3 separate regions of the Homo sapiens genome follow, and regions 2 and 3 are each linked to region 1. A link is an interaction called in ENCODE POLR2A ChIA-PET data of the cell type or tissue named here. Cell type or tissue: PC-9. All regions are shown on one strand. Region 1 overlaps EYA2 (EYA transcriptional coactivator and phosphatase 2). Region 2 overlaps SLC13A3 (solute carrier family 13 member 3). Region 3 overlaps EYA2 (EYA transcriptional coactivator and phosphatase 2).

Region 1 (8,000 bases):
TTTTACTTGGAAATTCAGATAGGACTTTTTGTTAGTTCTTGAGTTTGAATTTTATACTGTCATCATCTGGTTTTGGTGTCCAGATAATACTGGCCTCATCGAATGGGTTGGAAGTGTTCCCTCCTCATTAGTTTCTTGAAGAGATTGTGGAGAATTGGTGCTAATTCTTTTGGAATATTTGATAGCATTCTCCCCTGGAACCATCTAGCCCTTGCAGTTCTTTTTTGTTTTCTGGGAGGCTTTTAATTAGGAATTCAAGTTTGTTGTTGTTGTTGTTGTTGTTGTTGGGTTTTCTTTGAGACAGAGTCTTTCTCTGTTGCCCAGGTTGGAGTGCAGTGGCACAACCTCAGCTCACTGCAACCTCCACCTCCTGGGTTCAAGCTATTCTGCCTCAGCCTGCGGAGTAGCTGGGTCTACAGGCACCCGCCGCCACACTCAGCTAATTTTTGTATTTTTAGTTGAGACAGAGTTTCACCATGTTTGGCCAGGCTTGTCTCGAACTCCTGACCTCAAGTGATCCACCCACCTTGGCCTCCCAAAGTGCTGGAATTACACGCATGAGCCACCGTGCCCCGCCAGAATTCAATGTTTTCGTAGGGGTAGTTATTTCATCTTGGGTGAGTTTGGGTAGTTTATGGTCTTCAAGGAATTGATTCATTTCATTCGTTGTCAAATTTGTATGTGTACAGCTAAAAAACAAAATTGAAGTATCTACTTTTATGATGACTTTCAGTTTGTAGCATATAATCCATAATCAGAAACCTACAGTAGGCAGGAGGATCACTCGAGTCCAGGAGTTTGAGACCACCCTGGACAACATAGATCCTGTCTCTACAATTAAAAATAAAATAAATCTCTCTCCCCATGCATAGCACTGGGTCAGATCCTTTGCATGGGTCATCTCCTTGGTCTTCAACACGAACCTGCAAGCTAAACATAGTAATCCCCATTCAACCCAGAAGGACACAAGCTCTGCCCAAGACTACCACGCTGGGAAGTGGCAGAGAAGGGATCAGACCCAGAACTCCAAAGGCCATTCTAAACCCAACTGAGCTGACCAAGGCCCCAAGTTCCCTGGCCCAGCCCTCAAACTTGCCCTCCAACCCCAGCTCCTTCCTCGGCCAGACATCACACTGAGGGCATCTGCAGGCCACACCTGGCCCTTAAACATATCCTTTTTATTACTTTTAAAATTTGTTGCCAGCATTTAAAATCAGGATATTTCACATACAAATCCAGCTTTCTGGTTTCTTTTGAAAAATCAGAAGATCTGGGCATGCTGCACCCACAATCCCAAATGGCATCACTTGGCTGCAGCTGCCCAGAAACCACCCCCTATAAATGGCTCAGGTGTTCAGTTTGCCACAGTCCCCTCATTCCCTATCATCTCCCTAACATTAATGTCATCATGTTTCATTTTCTTCATAACATTTGTCACTCTCTGAAATGAAATGTTTCTTAGTTATTTTCTTGGTTTTTTTTTTTTTTTTTTTTTTGAGATGGAGTCTTATTCTGTCGCCTAGGCTGGAGTGCAGTGGCACGATCTCAGCTCACTGCAAGCTCTGCCTGCTGGGTTCATGCCATTCTCCTGCCTCAGCCTCCCAAGTAGCTGGGTCTACAGGCACCCGCCACCGCACCCGGCTAATTTTTTTTTTGTATTTTTTAGTAGAGATGGGGTTTCACCGTGTTAGCCAGGGTGGTCTCGATCTCCTGACCTCGTGATCCACCTATCTCGGCCTCCCAAAGTGCTGGGATTACAGGCGTGTTTCTTAGTTTTTTATGCCCTTCTCTGCCATTAGAATATAAGCTCCTTGAGGCAAGGGACTTTCAATATCTGAGAGCAAGGAGACAGCATTGCAAAGTGGTCAAGAGCAGAGGTCAGCAAACTACATCCATCCTATGGGCCAAATCTGCTCCCTCCCCACTCCCCCAGCTTGTTTTTTTAAATAAAGTTTTATTGTAACAGTCACACCCATTCGTTTACATCTTGTCTATGTCTGCTTTTGTGCTACCGCAGCAGAGTTGAATAGTTATGATGGAAACCATATGGGCCACAGAGCCTAAAATATATGCTTTCCAAACCTTTATAGAAAAAGTTCACCACCCCTGGTCTCAAGAGCCAGACTACTCAGATCCAAAGACAGCTCCACTTCCTAGCCATGTGACCTCAGACAAGTCACTTTGCCTTCCTGTGCCTCAGTTTTCACCTCTGTAGCATGGATGTAATAACAATAATACTCACCTTATAGGGTCACTGGGGGAGGATTACATGAGTTAATACATGTCGAGTGTTTGGAGCTGTACCTCCTATGTAGTAAAGAGTTTTTGTAGATAAGCAAATGACACTTTTTTTTTTAATTGACAGATAATAATTGTACACATTCATGGGGTACATGGTGATGTTTCGATGCATATAAAGTATAATGATCAGATCAGGGTAATTAACATATCCACCATCGCAAACATTTCTCATTTCTTTGTGTTGGGAATGTTTAATATCCTCCTTCTAGCTATTTGAAACTATATATTATTATTAAAATATTGTCATGAGTGGGGCAAGGTCAGATATAACCAGGTCCACGCACGTTTATGTCTTTCCACAAGGTCAGGCTTTCACTGATGCTATTTCAGTTATGAAAGCCACTAGCTAGAGGAAGACAAGAGAATGACCTGTCTGGAGTTCCCAAGGAGGCAATTCTCCTTAATATTACCCTTTCACTTGGTAGTCAGGGCCATGAGCACAAAAGGCTGAAACCACTCCACAAGTCAGTCAATATTGCAAACCATACATAATAGTATACTTAATTGATATATAAATGTTATAGATTAGAATTTCATGCCAAACAGCAACATTAGGCATCAAGAATAAAGGGGATATGAAAAGGGACTAACGGGCTGGGTACGGTGGCTCACGCCTGTAATCCCAGCACTTTGGGAGGCCGAGGCAGGCAGATCACTTGAGGTCAAGAGTTCAAGACCAGCCTGGCCAACATGGTGAAACCCCCGTCTCTACTAAAAATACAAAAATTAGACAGACCTGGTGGCACACACCTGTAATCCCAGCTACTTGGGAGACTGAGGCAGGAGAATCACTTGAACCCAAGAGGCAGAGGTTGCAGTGTGCCAAGTGCACTCCAGCCTGGGTGACAGAGTGAGATTCCATCTCAAAAAAAAAAAAAGGTGGGGGAGTGGGGGGCCTAATGAACCAGTCCAAGGAGAGTGACATGTAGAAGGAGAGAGTCCTGATCCGGGCACTTGCCAGTATCTTCCAAGAGTCCTTTATTTGGGCAGAGCCTTCAGCTTCAAATTCTGGGTGCTGATGACAAGTGACAGTGAGACAGAATGTGTTAAGATGTCAAGCTGGTGAGGTCCTGCTCATTTTATGACCCTTGAGTCCTCTGGTGAGGACTGGTGGTAAAGGGTTACACCCTTATCTGGTTGGGTGTTGTCTCTATTGATTAGGTAGACATCTGGACTCTTGTTGACTTGATGACTTTTAAAATGTAAGATGGAGTCTTTTTCTAAGATGGAGTCACTTATGTCAAGGGTGTGCTATACATATAGTATCTTTTAAAGAGCTGCATCTTTAGAAGCACATTGCTGGTTATGTAAGATGTTCTATCTGAGGAAGTGTGCTGAAGTGTGACGACTACTAATAATAAGCAGAAAGCACGTGGTGTTGATGGGGATGTTGTCAATGCTGATGGCAGCAGCGGGCACTTGCTGGGCATCAAACCCTGTTCTGAGTCCTTGGAATGACTTTCCATAAACAAACCCATCTCCCATGTCACCACATGCCCCTCAGCCCTGGGCAGTGACTCCTGTTAGGGTGATCATCTCATCCAGGTTTGTCTGTGACTTTCCCACTTGTAGCACTGGAAGTCCCAAGACCCAGGAAACCCCTCAATCCCAGGCAAATCAGGAGAGTTGGTCACTCTACTCCATATCCACAATCCATTTTATCTATTTATTTGTTATTTTTGCCTTTAAATTTATATCCTAGAAAAATACTTTAAAAGCTGCTAGACATGTCCAGCTGAAAGAACATTCTTCAAAGATTAAAAAAAAAAAAATTCTAAGAGGCTGAATAGTTGCACAAAACCCCAAAAGAGGAACCGGTTTCAACATCTTTCTTTGTTCTCTTAAATTTGACCATGATTTCATCATTTGTCATGAGTTTGACTCTTGTGATTCAGCGATGATGGAATGTATCCTACAGTCTTTTGGTTAAGTTTTTTTTTTTTTTTTTTTTTTTTGAGACAGAGTCTTGCTCTGTTGCCCAGGCTGGAGTGCAGTGGCACTATCTCGGCTCACTGCAAGCTCCACCTCCTGGGTTCACGCCATTCTCCTGCCTTAGCCTCCCGAGTAGCTGGGACTACAGGCACCTGCCACTATGCCCGGCTAATTTTTTTTGTATTTTTAGTAGAGATGGGGTTTCACTGTATTAGCCAGGATGGTCTTGATCTCCTGACCTCGTGATCCGCCCGCCTCGGCCTCCCAAAGTGCTGGGATTACAGGTGTGAGCCACCTGCCTGGCCAGTTAAGTTCTTGTTAGTACAGATAGACCCATTATCTTTTCTATTTTTGGTGTTCTCCCACAAAACTGTCGAAGAAGCCAAGTTTTTTTTTAACTTTACTGTTTAAACATGTGAATCAACTTATTTTTTCTTTATCAGCATCATTTTCTTGTCTTCCTCTAAAAAAAATTTTTTTAAACAAGCTGATCTGCCTTCCAAAAGTTTCCAAGTAATTAAACCCAATTAAAACCATTAAATTCTTTCTTTTAATGACAACTTTATTATTAAAAGCTAACCACAAGGAGGAGATTTAACTGGCAAAGCTCTCTGTTGTGTGTTAATCCATTCCTGACCTCTGGCTGACACTTCCAAGAGATAAACCCCACAGAATAGGGAGCTGGTTTAATGAACAGCTTTAATTAATACTTTTCTTCCTTGTGGCAGAGTAATTATTTGTTCAACTTGTAAACAGCTCCTTGGCGGTGATTTTTTAAAGACCCAGTTGGCTTGGATAGTGTGATGGTTTTGATGTGTTTTGTGTGTTTGTGTGTGTTTTTTTTTCTTTAAAAGAGAGAGGGGAGGAGATCTCCATTCCAGGATTGGTGCTGAAGCACATGTGTCCTGAAGTTCAGGACGTCAGGGTAATTGACACAGAAGAAAAGTGAGGCGAAGGCAGGCAGCAAGCTGCCTGTATTTTTGAGACATCTCCAGAGAGGGCAGGTCTGCAGACGGGCAGGTCTGCACTTTGCAGCAACAGTCTGCAAGCCCAGACAAGGCCCCCAAGGAGACACAAGCCCAGCCCAAATGCAGTCTGAGTGTTAAGAAAGGAAAGGGCCTGGGATTGCAAAGCGCGAGGCCAAACGCCTCCCCCGACCTTCCCTTCGCGTGGCACCTGAGAAAGGGGCAGCCCAGTGCAAATGCTAGGTGTGACCAACCAGGCCCCGGAGAAGCGATTCTGTGAACAAGGATGACTAGCCCGCTAGTAGTGCTTGCCGCAAGCCGCCCATGCATCCCAAGTGCTTTCCACCCATCACCTCCCTAACCTGTCTCAGGGAGGTAGATGCCGTGGGTTTTCGTGAGGTTAAGTGGCCTGTCCCAAGTCACGTACCTTCTAGCAATAAGGGCAGAGCGCAGATTGCAGCCAGCTGTCTGGCTGCAGGAGTCAGTCCTAACTACTGGGCAGAGCTGCCCCTTGAGACAAGAAAGTGGCACCTCCCACTCAGCTGGCGGGGAGAGACTTAGGTTTGTTTTTTTTCATTTAGTTCATCTCTTAGTTAGAAAGCTGGTTTCATTAACAAGTTAGAAAGTTAGTTTCATTGCCCACTCTGTAATTCCAAAGTTAATTTACTAACACTAAGGACCAAGCTTTTTCATTATTTTAAAAATCATTTAGAGGAGTGATTCTCAACTAGGGGTGATCTTGTCCCTCAGAGGACATTTGGTGACGTCTGGAGACATTTTTGACTGTCACAACTGGGTAGGCGTGCTACTGAATTTAGTGGGTAGAGGCCACGGATGCTGCTCAAATTCCTACAACCCACAGGATGGAACTACAACGTGGAATTATCTGGCTCAAAATGCCAACAGTGCCAAAGCGGAAAAACCCTGATTTGTAGAATCCTCAAATGTTTCATTCTTATATAATTACTCAGACTTTTCATTCTTGTAGAATGCTCAAATGCTCACTCTAGAAGCAATTTGTAAACACACAAAAGCAATATTAATGCACCCATCAGTCCCCACCCCACCCCCTCAAAATTAGGCTGAATCTCTTATAAAAAAAAAAAGTTAATTAATTAACTTAGTGAATTTGTTAACCAGGCCACCAGAAATTCTTCAGAAACACATCTAAAGTGCCACTAACTGTTCTCAACTGAACAGTTAGTTACGGATGAAATTGTTAGTACAAGAATATTTGAAGACAGTCCCCAAATTCCCAAACATCTACCTCTACTTATTATGCAAGTTTCCTTAAGAAAATGCTTATGTGGCCAAGCTCGGTGGCTCATGCTTGTAATCCCAGCACTTTGGAAGGCCGAGGCGAGAGGATCACCTGAGGTCAGGAGTTCGAGACCAGCCTGGCCAACATGGTGAAATCCCATCTCTACTAAAAATACCAAAATTAGCCAGCTGTAGTGGCACACACCTGTAATCCCAGCTACTCAGGAGGCTGAGGCAGGAGAATCACTTGAACCCGGGAAGCAGAGGTTACAGTGAGCCAAGATAACAAAAAAGAAAAGAAAATATGTATGAAGAGCACAAAGCAGATTAACTAATTTCACCCTCTGAGCCTCCTTGGGCTGAGGGATGTGTTCAGAGATCTCTGATGCCTCTTTGGGGCTCCCAAGACTCTCCTCCCCAAGGGCTCAGAGCTGTGTCTGAAGCTGGAAAGATAAGCAGACAGTCCTGGAGGGCTTAATCCTGGGACTGGGTTGAGTCCAATGCTTAAGATGTCAGAATTCAAGCTTCTTAGAGCAAGGGCCGTAGGCTTCGTGTTTCTATCTGGAAGGACTGACCGTGGCATCCCACCTGCAAGACCCTTGACAAGAGCGAAACAGACAGCTAGCGTTGCTGACAGACCAAGACATTATTCAGAGAGTGTTGCTGTTTTCTGAAAATTATCTTTGGATATGTTGCATTTGATAAGATTAATGGATCTAAAGAGGCCCTAAAGTTAATCTTTTCACAAACACACCTGTTTTTGACTCCTAGGGTGACATCCTAGAAAGACATGGGCTACAAGTAAGTGAGGGGAAAGGCTGGGAGCAGAGAGAGATGGTTCTGAGCCCTTCGGGGGCAGCTAAAATGAGCTGATTTCCAATCGCGGCCAAGGTGTCTGGTTCCCGCAGAGCCATTCCCGGCCTTTGGCAGGCAGCAAATGGCAGCTGACAAGGAAGGGATTTTCCAGTTAGCTTTGCCTTTTCATATCAAGTCCAGGAAATTAAAGACACACATACTCCACAGCAATAAGGGGAGACGGTTTCCCACCCTGTGGGCTCTCCTTTTGTCCCCTCCAAAGACCAGCATTGCAGTTATCAGAGAGGAAAGCCAGCCTGAGACCTGAGAAAAGAATCAGGGCTGATTTTTAGGTGGCAGCTGCCTGCCGTTTCTCCTCACTTTGGAAGTGTAATTGTCATTAAACATGTTGTTTGTTTCATTAAAAGTAGACATCAACAGTTACAAATCAGGCATTTACGAAAAAAAAAAAAATCTGGTGGTTATCTGCCCTAAGCTTTTTTTTCCTAATAAATCATTTCATTTTATGTTACTAGTTCCCATGAAGATATATTTATGAGTAAAATGGTTAAGATTTTGGATTCTTGAGTTAGACAGTCCTAGATTTGAATCCCAGCTCTGCCACTTATTGGCAGCGTGACCTTGGACAAGTCACTTCATCAGTCTGAGTTTTGATTTATCTGTAAAACAGGGAAAAGATATTTTGAGGAGGAAATGGGATAATGTACACAAAGTTCACACATATTC
Region 2 (8,000 bases), 560 kb before region 1:
TTGACAGCTTTGGAAGGGTTATTTGCAAAGCCAGTGGAGAGGGAAAAGGCCGCAGGAGTCAGGAGCGGGAAGGGAGGAGCTGGTTCAGCAGGGACCTTCCGGGGGAGGGAACATATTGCCAATGGCTGGGCCCTGCTGAAAGCTGGTGGGGTCCTCCCACTGCTACAGTCCTCCGCTTCTGTCTCCTTCCCAGCTGGCTGAGCACTGAGGCCCACCCCTGAGTCCTAGGGTGTGTCTGCTGCTTCTCTCCCCCGAAGATTCTGGGCACGAAGTGGGGTCCAGAGGGAAGGGGAAGTTCCTTGCCTCTGGAGCAAATTTTGGAAAGTAGTCACTAAGGCAGTGTTTCCTGAGATTGTCTAAGTGCAGGAATCATCCCAGAGTCTCTGCTAAATGTATGTTCCTGGTCCCACTCAGAAAGATCTATTCAGAGACTGGGGAGTGGGGTCAGCGTGCAGGAGTCCTGCATAGAGGCCTTGCCCGCCCCCTTGCGGCCCACCCACATCCCGGGGCCTCTGCTGGGAAATGCCCAGACTCACCATGTCTTTGACCAGCAAGTGTCCAGAGGCGAAGGCGATGGAGTTGGGGGGCGTTGAGACCGGGAGCATGAAGGCAAAGGAGCAGCCGACTGTGCCCGGAATCATCAGATACAGGGGGTGCACTCTCAGGCGGATGGCCTGGGCCAGGAAAAGGTGGGAGAGACCCGGAGAGAGACCAACGCAGAGCGACCACAGCAAGAGGGAGAGAGAGAGAGAGAGGCAGTTGGAAAGAGGGACACAAAGACGTAGAGACAGAGAGACAAAGACATCCATAGAGATTGGCAGAGTGGCAGAGAACAACAGGGACAAGTGAGAAGAGAGAGTTAGAGAGACAGAGAGAGAAAGGCAGTCAGAAAGACACATGCACAGGCAGAAACAGAGACAAGCAGGTAAGAAGAGAACCAGATCGAGAGAGAGGTGGAGAGAACATTCCCAGGGTTAGTGACATTCAAGGGCCACACTGTGGTTTGATCAGGGATGGGCTGGGGTGGTGTACCTAGAACACTCCTTCTCCAATGTGAGAGTGCAGAAAAGCACTTGGAGGGCTGGTTAAAGCCCACATGGCTGGCCCCACCTCACCCAGAATTGCTGATTCAGCAAGTCTGGGGTGGGATCCAAGAATCTGCATTCCTGACGTGTTCCCCCGGTGCTGCTGGTCTAAGGACTGTACACTGAGAACCAGGGCTTTAAAATACTTCCTCTGCCTGCTCCTTCCCTCAGCCAAACAATCTCAACCCAGAGTTGGCCTCTGGATACCTCTTGTTGGGGGCATCCCTGGATTTCAGTGAGAAAGAGAGCTCATGAGAGCATCTGTTGGCAGCTCTTCCAAATTTCTAAGACTGTGTGTATCAAACCCCCCTATGAGCTGGCCTCAGCTAGTGGGCCACCAGTTTGTCACCTCTCCTGCCTACAATTCATACTGATCACTTTTATGGCGTTTTACTTAAATAGGATATTTTTGGGCCTTCTAGGGAATTTTTGCAACCCAAAGCATATTTATTTTCTCAAAAAGCTCTAAAATCACCCCCTTGCATGTAAAATGTTTTTTGATTTTGATGATAAGCAAAGTTTACAAGAATGTGTCATTTACAAGTGTCTTTTCCAGCAAAAGCTGCCCCTTACAGACCTGGCTGGGTTCTATGCTCCGTCTCCGTCCCCATACCCCCTATAATACTCTCATTTCTCTCAGTGACCAGGTCCCTCTGAGGACTCCCACCCCATACTGCTATAAAATGGTGAGCCACTTTGGAGGGCAATTTCCTCATCTCTAACGACATTTTAAACGTACATGCTCTTTGACCCAGGAATCTCAGTCACAGGAATTTCTCTAGATGTAATCAATGAATGCATAGACAAGGCTCAGGTGACACGTCATTGTTGAGTAACAGCAAAGTCTGGAAATACCTATATTTCCATTGGGCAGAGAGATTGCTTAAATAAACCAACAACTGTCCATTTATAATGGAATATTCTCCCGTCATTGAAAAATAACACAGTGTATATCTGTGTGCTAACACAGATAAATTGATGCATAAAATAAGCAGACAGAAACCAAAGACAAGGTGCTGCAGGTATGTGTGCTGGGGCATCACTGTTTGCATACAAAGCATTTACTTGCATCATTGATTTAATTTTATCAGCGTGGGTTACATTAAGGTAATTACATGGTCTGGTCTTTAATCTGTTTAAATATAAAACTATATTGATAGTTTCCTTTTTAAAACTCCTAGTATAAAAGCTACCTGATCATGTGTATATTGTTCTTTTCATTCTGTCATGGTTTCATTTTGCTATTTGCATTTCTTTTTACAGGAGATTGAATTATAGCTTTCTCTTCCCTTGCTCTCCTTACCTGGTTTTGGGGCCAGGGTTTTGCTAGCTATAAATTGAGTGGCCATGTCTATTTTTCTATGCTGGTGAACAGTTTGGGTGAGTTGGGAACTCTCTGTTCCTTGCAAATCTGCTAGCTCTCACCCAGCAAACCACCTGGGGCTGGTGATTTTGTTTTTGTTTTTGTTTTGAGACAGGATCTGGATCTGGGTCTGTTGCCCAGGCACCTGCCACTAAGCCTGGCTACTTTTTGTATTTTTTGCAGAGATGGGGTCTCACCATGTTGCCCAGGCTAGTCTGAAACTCCTGAGCTCAAGCAATCTGCCTGCTTCAGCCTCCAAAAGTGCTGGGATTACAGGCATGAGTGGCAGAGCCCGGCCTGGGGCTGGTGATTTTTAGCCCAGGAGTCATCAGCTGGGTAGGGGGAAGGATTTGTTCCCCTGACGGGGATATTTGGGAATGCTAGGAGACATTTGGATTGTCATGATTTAGGGAGGCGCCACTTGTCTCTAGTGAGCAGAGCCCAGGGATGCCACTACACACCCTGTAGTGCACGGATCAGCCCCATACAGAGAATGATCCAGCCCCAACTATCAACAGTGTTGAAACCCCTGCTTTAGAGGGAGGCTACTGCTTTGCTTCCATTAGAATTTCTCCTATGGCCATTTGTTTACTCAGATTTTCTACTTCTTCTTCATCCAAAATTGGTAATTTACCTGTTCTAGAAAACTCTCCATGTCACCATGGGTTAATTTTCCCAGAAGAGAGAATTGGGAGCACTTTGAAAATATTTACTCTATGTATACATTTTTTGAAGGAAAACATCCAGTATTTAAAAAAATTGTACTGTGGTTCTGATACGTTCATGTATTTTGGAAGACAGCAATGGCAACTGTGGCCCCCAGTGAAGGTCCCTTGGCGGGGGAAGATTTCTGAATGTGTGTTGGGGGAGGGGTGCTCCCCTCTTCCCCAGAAGGACCCTCACCAGCTCTGCCAGGACCGGCAGGAAGATGATGATGGTCGCCGTGTTGCTGGCAAACTCAGTGAAGAAGGCGATGACCACAGTGATGAGCAGCACAGCCAGGGCGGGGGGCACATTCTCCAGGGGGTGCAGCTGCCCACCAATCCATACAGACAGCCCCGATTCCTGCGGAGGGAAAGGCATTCCTTCATACCCCAGCCCATCCCCAGCTGCCGCCCCCCAGAGAGGGTTAGGATAGATCACAACAATGACGACCATACCCCTTCCCAGATGGGGAGACTGAGGTGCAGAGAGGGGAGGTGACGTGTCCAATGTCACACATTCGAGCCAAGGTCACACATCTGAGCCAGCAGCCTCTCTACTTCTCGAACTGCTCTCCACTCTATCTCATACAGGCCAGGGACCCAAACCCCTGGGTCTCCAATAATCCATTTGGTTCTAGCACCCCTAAGCACCGATTTAAGTGGGAAAGGGAAATCAAACCAGACCCTCAGTAGTAAAACTTCTCATCCCTCCAGTGAAGGTTATTAATTACCCAAATCATAATAGTTACTTATATAAAATATTCATTATTTTTATAATTATTATTTAATAATATATTAATATGTATGAAATATATATACAAGACTTACTATATATCATATATAAAACACGTATCAGATATACATCAACTACAACACAATCAATGTAATTATCAATAATAATGGTATTTATACGCCTGTAATCCCAGCACTTTGGGAGGCTGAGGTAGGCGGATCACTTGAGGTCAGGAGTTCGAGACCAGGCCAGCCAACCTGGCGAAACCCTGCCTCTACTAAAAATGCAAAAATCACATGTGTGCCTGTAATCCTAGCTACTCGGGAGACTAAGGCATGAGAATCGCTTGAACCTGGGAGGGAGAGGTTTCAATGAGCCAACCTCACGCCACTGCACTCCAGCCTGGGCGACAGAAACTCTGTCTCAAAAGCTACATATATATATGTATTTGTATATATACACACATACAGTAATAAGGATAATTACTACAATGATAATACTACAAATATTAACGTTGCATTATTATTCATTGTCGTAAGAATCACCATTATTGAGGCTTTACAGGGGACCAGGCACCTGCAGGCATTAGCTCCTTGACTCCTCCCAACCATCCCAAAAGGTAAATATTGGTTCCTGTTTTACTGAGGAGGAACTTCAGCCTGAAAAAGTTTTTGTGACTTGCCCAGGATCCCTAAAAGTAGTGCCTGAGACACCCATCTACCTCCATAAGATGTGTGATTCTGCAAAGCTCCCCGCAAATCAGCATCTTCCTCTGGACCCACCAGTCTGTCACCTTGTCTGTAAATTAAGAGCAATGCCCAGTGCTGACTCCAGTCCTCCAGGGCAGAGACGGGTAGAGAAGTTCACCGAGACTCCACTCGCCTGTCAGTGCTGCAGAATTATTTGGGTGCTCTCTCTGCTGACTTCTCCAGAAGCTACCCTATTTACCAGTGTATAACATCTAGAATACTCTTCCGCACCTCTGTCCTCTCACCATCAAATGCATCCTTAAATAACTGACCCAACACATCATTATAACCACAAAACGGCAAAGCTGAGGATGTCAAAATATGCTCAATGCTGTCCCCTGGTGCAACTGTGATGCAGCAAGATCACAATAAAGCCACCGTTTGCTTAGACCTAGAACAAAGCTGTAGGTTTTGGAGCTGATCTAGGGCAGAGCTGGGTTAGTCCATTAACATTCAGAATCCAATGTATTGCTACCATAGCCCTTTTATCAATCCAGTATACCAAAGACACTTTATATATATATTTTTACTTTTAATAGAAAAGTCCCTGCTTACTCAGAACTTAAAAATTTCATAATCGATTCTAGAAGACAGCATACAGGGCCAGGCATGGTGGCTCACGCCTGTAACCCAGCACTTTTAGAGGCCAAGGTGGGCAGGTCGCTTGAGGTCAGGAGTGCGAGATCAGACTGGCTAACATGGTGAAACCCCATCTCTACTAAAAAAAAATACAAAAATTAGCCAGGCGTGGTGGTGCACGCCTGTAATCCTAGCTACCCAGGAGGCTGAGGCAGGATAATCACTTAAACCAGGGAAGCGGAGGTTGCAGTGAGCTGAGATCACGCCACCGCACTCCAGTCTGGGTGACAGAGAGAGCGAGACTCCATCTCAAAAAAAAAAAAAAAAAAAAAAAAAATAGAATAGAGCATACAGTTTTTACATAAATAAAATAGTACACTTGCCCCTACAATTTGACTTAAAAGTTACCTTCAATGTAAGAATAATAAATGCTTAAAAATATTTGTCCCCAGAAGAGTCCTCATGAAACTAAGGTGTTTCTGGTACACCTGCAGTTTGTCTGCTAGCCTGGGGAATACGGTAAGTGGCAGCGTGGAGGCCACAGCCCCTAACCTGGCTGCAAGGAGTGCTGCAGGGAGAAAATGGGACCTCTGGTTTTTCCCATAGGCCACAGCTCTGGCAAAGAGTCTGACCTGACAGCTCTGTGCGCAATTAAAGGGAGAGGGGCTAGAGAGAGGGAATATTAATGACTCGGGCAAGTGAGAAGCCAGGAGCTGCCCCGTAGCTGGGCCTCTGAGTGACCGGGCTTCCAGCCAGCATCCTCGCAGCCACACAGGCCTTGGCACAGCTCCAGCGCTGGAGGGAGGTCTGGCAGCTTCCTAAGAGAGGAAAACGCCTGTTGCGTAGGGTTCTACTGGGGACTCTAAAGGGACTTCACCTGCCCTTTCCCATTTTATTTTATTTATTTTTTTGAGACAGAGCCTCACATTGTCACCCAGGCTGGAGTGCAGTGACACAATTATAGCTCACTGCAGCCTCTATCTCCTGGGTTCAAGCAAGCCTCCCACCTCAGTGTCCTGAGTAGCTAAGGCTACAGGCACACAACACCATGTTTGGCTAAATTTTTTTAAGTGTTTTTTTTTGTAGAGACAGGGTCTTACTATGTTGCCCAGGCTGGTTTGAACCTCTGGGCTTAAGCGATCCTCCTGCCTAGGCCTCCCAAAGTGCTGGGATTACAGACATGAGCCACCATGCCCCAGACTCTTTCCCATATTCTTAGGAATTGGAAGCTTTGTTTCCTTGGAAACACACAGCCCCACAGTATTCCCAGGGACTCCAGGGACCAGCAACAGCCAAGGTCAGAGGTGGCATGGCCAGAAGGTGAAGAGAAGGGGCTCTGGAGTCAGACTGAGTTTGCTTCCCAGCTTAATCTTTTCTAGCTGTCACTTAACTTCCTAGGCAAGTCACTTAACCTCTCTGTGCTAAAATTTCCTTATCTGTAAACGAGGGATAATGATAGTGCCTGTCCCAGAAGGTTATTGTTGGGAGAAAAGGAGTGAATCTATAAAGGGCCTAGGAAAGTGGCTGGGCGCTTGGTTAGCGCCTGCCATAACCAGTAGCATGAAGTCACAAGATGCCTGAAGTGATGGAACTCAGAAATCACCCAGCACAGTGGTTGTCAAATTATGTTCCTTAGTGGCCTTGAAGATGACCAGAAGTACCCAAGGCCACCTTGCAAAAATGGGAGGTGGGGAGATGGAGTTGGTACAGTGATGTTTCCCTCTTCCTCCTGTTTTCTTACTTCAACCAGGTCCTCTCTTCTTGGTGTCTTTGATATACAGTAGAGGAGCATCTTATAAGGGGGTTTGTTATGGCATAAGTTCAATATTTGAAGTCAAAAACTCCTGTGGCCAAAATACCCTTGAAAATCTTTTAAAAGGCTTTGTAAAACACAACGGGCTCGGCTGTGTGCATACAACTTTGTATAATAATTCCTAGGTAAAGAGACCAGCGAATTTGATTAAAGGAAGGAAAAAAGACAAGGCTTTATGTACATGTATAAACATTCAAACCACTGCACCATTTACAAGCTGTGTGACTTTGGGCAAATTAATTAACATCTCTGTTCCTTGATTTCTTTAAGCGATTGCAGTAAGGATTAAATAAGTGCACACGAAACACTCTCTGTACTTAGTAAGCACTGAATATGATCTATCATTTAATTTAACAAAGCAACATAGTGCTTACTCTGTGCTGGGCACTCTTCTAAGTAATTTGTAAATATTACTTAATCTTCATAGCAACCTCATGGAATACAGACTACAGATGCTCCTTGACTTACAGTGGAGTTATGTCTCAATAAGCCCATCACGAATTGAGAATATTGAAGTAGAAAATGCATGTAATACACCTAACCTACCTGTTCACATCATAACTTAGCCCAGCCTACCTTAAATGCGCTCAGGACACTGACATTAGCCTACATTTGGGCAAAATCATCTGGCAATGCTATACACTGTAGAATATCTGTTGTTTACCCTTATAATTGCTCAGCATCTACAAGAGAGTGTCCCACCACATATCACAGCCTGGGAAAAGATCAAAATTCAAGATTCTAAGTACCCTTTCTATTGAATGCATATCACTCTTTCACCATTGCAAAGTTGAAAAATCGTATGTCGAATCGTTGTGAAGTCAGGAACCATCTGTACAATTATCTCCATTTTATGGTTGAAGAAACTGAAGCATAAAAAAGCTCAGTGATTTGCCCAAATAAATAATATGACGTGCCCTAGTAAGATTCAGAATCTGGATCTTAGTCATGTCATTAGGCTTGTCTGTCCGATA
Region 3 (8,000 bases), 94 kb before region 1:
AAGTGATCCCTAAAACTCTATTTAATGTGAAATCTCCTTATTCTTTTTCAATATGGACAATTGATATACACTCTCTTTGAAACACCTTGTGAAGCATACAAACACGTATAAGGCTGGCTTCATGCCCACATCTTGCAGTCTTGCTCCATATTTTAACTGAACCACAGGTCCCGAGATGTCTAGATGGGGCAAATCACAAGCTAAGTGGTGACTTGGGGAACCACACAGATCACCTCCTTTGGGTTCCCCCACCTCTGGCTTATTTCATCAGTGAGGTATGTTTCAGAGAACTTGAGTGATAGGTGTGGCCATAGTTGAGAGTGGAGCCCAGTGGCCTCCTCATGGTGAAATGGAGTCATTTCCCTATTTCTCTCCGGTGATGGCATCTTTCAGGCTGTCCCAGCCCAGCCAGTTTTGAGCAGTCTAAATCTTCCTGATCTCACTGCATCGGTCAAGACAGGAGCCAGTCTTGGCATCCTATGGGTTGTTGGACTGAGGCCGAGTTCCCTAATGTGAATCAGCAACTCTTCTGCACACAATGAAGTGGGTGAAGTTTCCCCATGCATGTCAGCATTCTCGCCCCTGTGCAACACCTCCAGCCTGGGGGGTCACTCTCCCCTCCCCTTCATGTGTGCTGGCAGGCTTGCTGCCTTTTGCTTGAGCTAAAGTCTTCTGAATTTAGAACGTATAGAGTTTAAATGGAGGGTCTTTCCTCTAGTTACATAACAAGTTAGATTTGGTCACCCCTATCTCCAAAAGCCACTGGAGGTAACAGGCGGAAACAGCTGGAGAGATTGAGAATGAGTTTGGGATCAGGAGGGAGTTTAGTTCAACAGCAATTTGCTAAGGCAGTGCTGTCCAACAGACCCTTCTGTGATGATGGAAATCCTCTGAGTGGCTGTGCAACGTGATAGCCCCTAGCCACAGGTGGCTACTGAGCACTGAAATGTGGTTAGTGCAACTGAGGAATTGAATTTTTAATTTTGTTTAATTTTAATTAATTGTAAATGCACCTACTCTATTGGGCAGCACAGGTCTAAGCAATGTTTCAAAGCTAACTCTTAAGTTGTGTTATGGACTGAATTGTTTCCCGCCCCTAAAATTCATATGTTGAAGCTGTTACCTCCAATGTGATGGGTTTTGGTGATGAGGCCTTTGGGAGGTGTTAGGGTTAAATGAGGTCATGAGGGTGGGGTCTTCAGAATGGGATTGCTGTTCTTATAAAAAGAAAGAGAGAGAGAGATCTCGACCTCCTTGTCTCTCCCTGAATGCACATACTGAGGACAGGCCATGCAAGGACACAGTGAGAAGGTGACCATATGCAAGCCAGGAAGAAGACCTTCACCAGGAATCCAACCAGCTGGCACGTTGACCTTGGACTTCTTGGACTCCAGAACTATGAGAAATAAATGTCTGCTGTTTAAGCCACCTAGGTGACAGCATTCTGTGACAGCAGCCTGCACTAAGACAGTAGGTTTTTCCTAGACATGCAAAAGCAGAAATGGAAAAGCTAATATCCTGAGCATTTTGTTTGTTTCTCTTTTGAAGATGCTTCACCTTCTTCTCTTCTTGCCCCCACTATCAGACGGATTTTCAAAGCAAAGCAGGTCTACGTGTGGCATCAGGAGCTGGTGAGTGACAGAAGCTGGTGCCTTCATATAGCCGTCATCCCAGTAGATATTAAGGGAGCATCTCCTCTGTGCCAGGCACTGTGCCAGGTGCTGAGAAAGCAGAGGTGAGCAAGACAAATACAGTCCCTGCCCCCCTGGAGTTCACACCAGGGATGAGAGATGGACAATAATCCAATGATGGCACAACACATGTAAAATTGTACCTGTAAAGCTCTAGGACACAGGGCCAAGACAGAGTCTGCAACTGTCTGGCTCCAAGCCTGTGCTCTTCACTCTGCCACTGGTCACAGATCCAGATGCCTCATGAGCCAGCCCACAAGGTCAGTGTGTGAAGATGGCTGGGTGGCCCTGTGGCAAACTAAGGAGCCCCAGCCCTATATACCGGGGTAGCCCCACCCCATTAAAGCTGGTTATTGCGATGCCATAGATTATTCAAAATTTAAATTAAAAAAAAACAAATGCCAGAAATCTTTTATAAGAAATTTCCCAATTAAAAAGACTTAAATTGGTAGCAACAAATTTTTAAAATAAAATAAAACTTACTGTGCAAGCCAAAGCACATGTACAGATTGGATTCAGCCCACAGGCTGCCATTTTGCTAACTGTGTTCTCTATCATGACCATGGAGAGAACTGATGTGAAGGCAGGGGACTCTGAGCTCAGAAGGGGAAGAAATGGGGGTTAGCATATTCAGGACAGGGTGTAAGAAGGCAGAAGGGCCACAGGTTATGGATGTGTCCTGTCTCAGCCACATCAGCTGGAAGAATAATGATGGCGTGGTTTCTAGAATTAAGAGTTGAAGTTGAACAAGGGCTCAGCCCATAGAAGGAGCTTATCGAAGACATGCTGTGGCAACTTTGCCTGGCCACCCTGTAGCTCGCCAGTTACTTTGATGGGCAGCCATGGCTTTTATCCATATTTTCAGGGCAGAAGACAGGTGGAACCAGAATGATGCCATAATGGTTGTAACCAGTGGGTGGCCAATTTGGGGTTGACATAACTGTATCTGCAGGGGAAGCATGATCAGGTCCTTCTTCATATTTAAGGCTTACCTACTCCTTTTACCCCTTCCTCTATAAGTAGCACTGCTGTCTCTTACATCCTTTTCCTCATACCTCCCATTCATTCTGTCTACAAGGTTACTAACTTCCTTATTCTCTATACTTAACACATCTTTACATTTTGCCCATATCACCCAAGCTCCTTGCCTACTCACTAAGTTTTTATAACACTTCTTCCAAGTTTCATTCACCCCATCTCTTTTTCTTTTTTCTACAACACATAATTGAACATCGTTAAATATTCAATTAAGAATTATTGAACACAGTACAGTTACAATTGAACATATTACAATAGCATTCTTACAAAGTTCTATGTATGTTAAAGCCCTGAAAAAAAATTCTGCTTGTAAAATGGACTGATGTGTTGGAACAGAGGTGAGCAAACTTTCTGTAAAAGAGCCAGAGAGTAAATATTTTAGATTTTGAGGGTCATAGGTCTCTGTCCCAATTACTCGTAACTCTGTCATTGTAGATTGAAAACAGCCATAGTCAATACGACAACGAATGGGCAAGGCTGTCTTCCAAGACAGTGTTATTTACAAAAGCAGGTGGTGGGTTGGATTTGGCTGAGCTCTGTGTTCTAGGGTCATATTATTAAAACCAGATCTTATCTGCCTGAATGTTTGGTTGGATATTTGAAAGTCAGGTGGGACCTGGGAATGGTCTTCCTTTTGCTGGACTCTCCACACATTGCAGAATGTCTGCACCTCTGTCACCTGCCCACTAAATGCCACTAGTTCCTCCAATAAAAGTGTCCCCATGAATTTCCAGGCACCCCCTAGGGGTACTGCAGCCACCCAACCACTGGTTTACACAGTGGCAGGTTCAGGCATGGGGAGAGGTGGCTGTGGTGTAGGAATGAACATCTGTCATTCACTCAGCAAACATTCACCAGCGTAGGCTCTGTTGCAGGCAGCATGCTAAGCATGGGCCACACAGCCCCAGGCTGACAGTCAAGCCACACCTTCATGGAATTTATATCCCAGGGAGGATACAGGCGGTGCATGAGTCTAGTTAACCTGCCATAACAAAATACCATGGTCTTGGTGGCCTAGACAACAGAACTTTATTTTCTCACAGCTCTGGGAGCTAGAAGTCCCAGATGGAGGTGCCAGCAGATTCTCTTCCTTGTGAGGGCTTGCTTGTATATGCTCGCTCTGTGAACACATGGCCTCTCCTCTTTGGGTTCACAGAGAGAGAAATCTCCGGTGTCTCCTTTTTTTGAAAGACAGGGTCTTGCTCTATAGCCCAGACTGTAGTGCAGTGGTGCAATCGTAGTCACTATAACCTCGAATGCCTGGACTCAAGCGATCCTCTCGTCTCAGCCTCCTGAGTAGCTGAGACTACAGGTGCACACCAGGCTGCTGCTGCTTATAAAGACACCAGTTATTACCTTGTAACTCTTATGACCTCATTTAATCTTCATTACTACTCTGGAGGCCCTGTTTCCAAATACAGTCACAATTGGGGGTTACAGCTTCAACATAACGAATCTGGGGGCCACAATTCAGTTGCAACACGCAGTGGGTAAGGAAATGAGCAAATGACAAGATGATGTCAACTGTGATGAGTGCTCCAAGGAGAATAAACAGGGAGATGTAACAAAGAGAAACCAGGAAGGACGCCAGGCTCTCTGAGGAAGTGACAGTGGAGCTGGCACTTGCAAATTCGGAAGAGCCAGCCATGGGTCACAAGTGTCGCCAGCAGATAGGAGGCCAAGTGGCTGAGGAGCCAAGGGGAGAGGGGTGGGGAATGAGTTGGCCGGTGCTCAGGCACCGGGAAGCCATGGGGTTCTAAAACAGGGCAGGTGATCTGGTTTGCATCTCAGAAAGACCAGTTGACTGCTGGGATGAGTGGACTATGGGGGGATGGCAAGGGCTGCAAGGAGGCCAGGAGGGAGTTCTGTCCTGAGACAGTGCCTGACCTGTCCCTAGCTCTCCCTTCCCCTCCGCTTCTCTAGGTCAGACACAGTGAAGCCAGTATTCACAAGTGTACCTGTGACAATGCCTGCCAGATCTCAGTGACCCCATTCAGAAAATTCTAGAATTATTACAACTTATCCTTTTACTCCCAGAGGAATGAAGGCCCAGAGCACGGCTTTGATGACGTTGCTTTTGTGTCACTTGTTTCTTATTTCATTTGTTTATCATTTTTATTTCTGACGTTTCGATGAAATGAGAACTGGGCCCACAACCAGGGTCTGCACCTGCACAATTTGTTGAAAAGTCATAGATGAAATCTCTCTGCCATCTGATCATTGGCAGGGGCAGGGGTGGGGGAAGGGGAGTGGAATGAGAAAAAGGAAAAAAAATGCACCAAATTTTAAAAACCAGTACAAACACACAAAAAATGCAGAGTCCTATCCAAGGAACAAGTCCCTGCCCTGCTAATTCCTTAGAGATAAAAGGAGAGCAGCCTGCTCCCAGCCCAGGCAGCCCAGCCTTCTGTTCAGGAATTGAAAGGGGTAATTAAGGGGTAGGGGAAATACAGCCTCAGGCAGGGAGCCATTTATTAGAGAGGCACAGACAGACACACAGACCCTGCAACTCCTCAGTTCAGAGAGGAGGCACAGCCAGGACAGAAGCCAGGCTGTGGGATGCTCAGTATGTACCCTTAAAGCAAACCAGATTTTTGCTGCTCCTAAAAGTTCAGGTGGTAAAGCGGGGACCAGAGTCCAGATTCCACCCACCTTTGAGTTATGTGCTTCTTTCCCTGGGCCCGGGGAACATGCAGGGAATTCCTGATTTTTGTATTATTTCCCATTCAGTAGCTTTACACATGTCCCAGGAAGGCAGCTTAGCCCCCTAGTCCTGAATCCACCTGCCTTCTTACACTGCTTTTTATTTTTCATACATTTATTTTAAACCACATCAGTGCTATTAGTGTGTATCTTTCCAGAACATTCTCTATGTATGCATTTACGAGCTTATTTTTCTTCTCACCAGTAGAAAATCCTGTTTTTTTAAACACAAGTAATATCTTGGTGTGCATCTTGTTTTATAAGTTGTCTTTTATATTTTTCGCCAATTAACATGTCTCGGAGATCTCTCAAAGTCGGTTCAAACAAACCCACTTTAGTCTCTTGTTTGGCCTCTGCAGACGCTGCAGTACTGCATCGAGAAAGCCAGATGCTGGGGTTGAATCTCCGCCTCTGCACTCACTGGCTGTGAGACTTGATTTTCTCATCTGTGAAATGGGGTTTATAGGAGTAGCTTTTGTGAAGCCTGGGACAAAGTCAAGTGCTTCCTTGCTTTGGCTATCATGGTTAGTGTTATGGATATACCACGGCATTTAGCCATTCCCCTTGAAATGGACAAAACTTCCCACATTTCACTGTTTTCACAGAGAAGCCTGCAATCTTGAATTTTGGTTGCTGCAGCCATTTGCTGTCCCCGTATGTGTCTCCCTTTGTGGCAACCAGGGCCCCCTTCCAATTCCCGCAGCAGGCCTCGCCAGGTCTCGCCACACTTTGCATCTCTGCTACTCCAGCCCTAAACTGCAGCCTGTAAGAACTGGCAGCTCAAAAAGATTGTGCAACCCCCAAGACCATAGCTCAGGGCCATCCCAGCTGCTGCTGCAGGTGAGCCCTAGCCGGCTGCCTGACCTTTAGGTCAGTGGAGTATTTTTGATCGCTTAGGAGCAAGAGAAGAGAGCCAAGAGGAGGCAAATACCGAAGCCTACTAGAGACAACCCAGGATCCCAGAAGTGTATTTCTAGAAGGGGTGATAGAGATCATCTAGGTCAGGGGTCAGTCCAAATAGGAAAAACTTCAGGCTTTGCAGGCTATACAGTCTCTGTTGCAACTGCTCAACTCTGCCAATGCACTGTGAACATTGTTATAGATGACACATAAACAAATGGCATGGCTGTGTTCCAATAAAACTTTATTTACAAAAACAGGTGACCAGCCCACAGACCATAGTTTGCCAACTCCTGATATGAGTTGGTCTAAGTCAATCCATCCCGGGGCCTGGGTGAGTTGCTATGGCTGCCTTTAGTGCTGTTCCTGACACTGAATCATACACAATGACCCAGAGTGGCAGGACTGTATTTCTTGCCCTTCTTGCAGGCAAGGTGTCGGGGAGAGGCAGTCAGCTAATTCTAGCCACTGAACTGAGAGTGGAAATGATCATGTCATGCCTAGGCCAGAGCATTCAATGGCCAATACAAGACTCTGCCAGTGTTCAAATTGAAGGCTGCTCCTTTAACTGGTGCCCTTGAGTGACTCCAGTGAACATAGTCCCTGATGATTCTCAATGGACATATAGCATGAAAGATAGATCAACTTTGATTGCATTCAAGCCAGTGGGATATTGGGGATGTTTGTTACCACATCATACCATAACCTCTCCTGACTAATTTATTGGCACAAGAGATTATTTTACATGGAACATGAAAGTGGCACTCAAAGTCATTGGGTCACATAGTGAGGAAGTCATTCCCCTTTCTGTCATCTTTCAGCCCTTCTGATTCAGTGATAAAGGGAGGAAGGAAGTCTCTATTTGATGCTGATATATCTTCAATGTGTCTCTAATCCCTGCAAATACTTCTTTTTAACAAGATGAGAGCAAACCCTAGGTTTAAGGTCTTTGGCAGACAACAGTATTTGGCTAGAATTAAAAACATTTGTTCCCTATGTATTTTTTGTGTTTTGTATTTATCATTAATGGCAAGTGGTATTGATTTTCTATTTACAGTAATAATATAAAGTCTTCTCAGACAAATTTATTTAAGTAAAAACAGTGAATGATTATACGGATAGGGCTTAGGACACAGGTAAGTTTCGCAAAAATGTGAGTCAACATTAAGCTGATATAAGGGAAATATTAAATAAAAGAATAGGCCAGGTAGTTTGAGGATATTTAAAAACTGTGTGGGGGCAGGGAGATGAGTAGAGTCTGGATGCAGGAATCTTGTTCAATATCTTCCTTGCATAAGTGTGCAAGTGGAGGCTTAGAGAGGGGATGTGCTTTGCTGTGGGTGAACCAGCTTCCCAGGACCAAGGCGAGGAGGGATCCCCAACTTTGCAATTCAGAGGCCAGGCTATCCTTGTGCCCGAGGCCCTGTCCCCACCAAAGTTAAAAGGAAAACTGAGGAATGCCAGTAAGTCAACAGAATTGCCTGGATGTGTTTCCTAAGACTGTCATAACAAAGCACCACAATCTGGGTCACTTTGAAGAATATAAGTTTATTGTCTCACAGTTCTGGAGGATAGAAGTCTGAAATCAAGGCATTGGCAAGGTTGGTACCTTCTGGAAGCTCAGAGGGAGACTGTCCCATGCCTCTCTCCTGGCTTCTGGTGGTGGCA

Evidence for each region. ChIA-PET counts read pairs that join two places held together with the same protein. Peaks named below come from ENCODE experiments on the same cell type or tissue, not always from the same donor. Only the 100,000 strongest peaks of a DNase experiment are listed, where the experiment ranks them.
Region 2: POLR2A ChIA-PET joins it to region 1 with 15 read pairs; 2 of 35 experiments call an interaction of 5 or more read pairs at or near these places.
Region 3: POLR2A ChIA-PET joins it to region 1 with 11 read pairs; 2 of 35 experiments call an interaction of 5 or more read pairs at or near these places.

Annotation. Positions count from the first base shown.
Region 1 is chr20:47,120,816-47,128,815 of GRCh38, forward strand. All of the region lies in intron 9 of EYA2 (EYA transcriptional coactivator and phosphatase 2), which reads left to right. Among named protein-coding and RNA genes, the nearest start is that of MIR3616, 42 kb to the right of the region's middle. RefSeq lists an enhancer at 4,909-5,422. In PC-9, no CTCF peak of the experiment used is centred here; DNase peaks (open chromatin) are centred at 4,136 and 4,916; H3K27ac peaks cover 1,680 bases.
Region 2 is chr20:46,562,878-46,570,877 of GRCh38, forward strand. It overlaps SLC13A3 (solute carrier family 13 member 3), which reads right to left. Exons shown (of 13, transcript NM_022829.6): 11 at 3,352-3,513; 12 at 537-674. Among named protein-coding and RNA genes, the nearest start is that of OCSTAMP, 16 kb to the left of the region's middle. RefSeq lists an enhancer at 5,495-5,996. In PC-9, no CTCF peak of the experiment used is centred here; a DNase peak (open chromatin) is centred at 1,884.
Region 3 is chr20:47,026,859-47,034,858 of GRCh38, forward strand. All of the region lies in intron 5 of EYA2 (EYA transcriptional coactivator and phosphatase 2), which reads left to right. Among named protein-coding and RNA genes, the nearest start is that of EYA2-AS1, 130 kb to the left of the region's middle. In PC-9, no CTCF peak of the experiment used is centred here; DNase peaks (open chromatin) are centred at 393 and 6,503.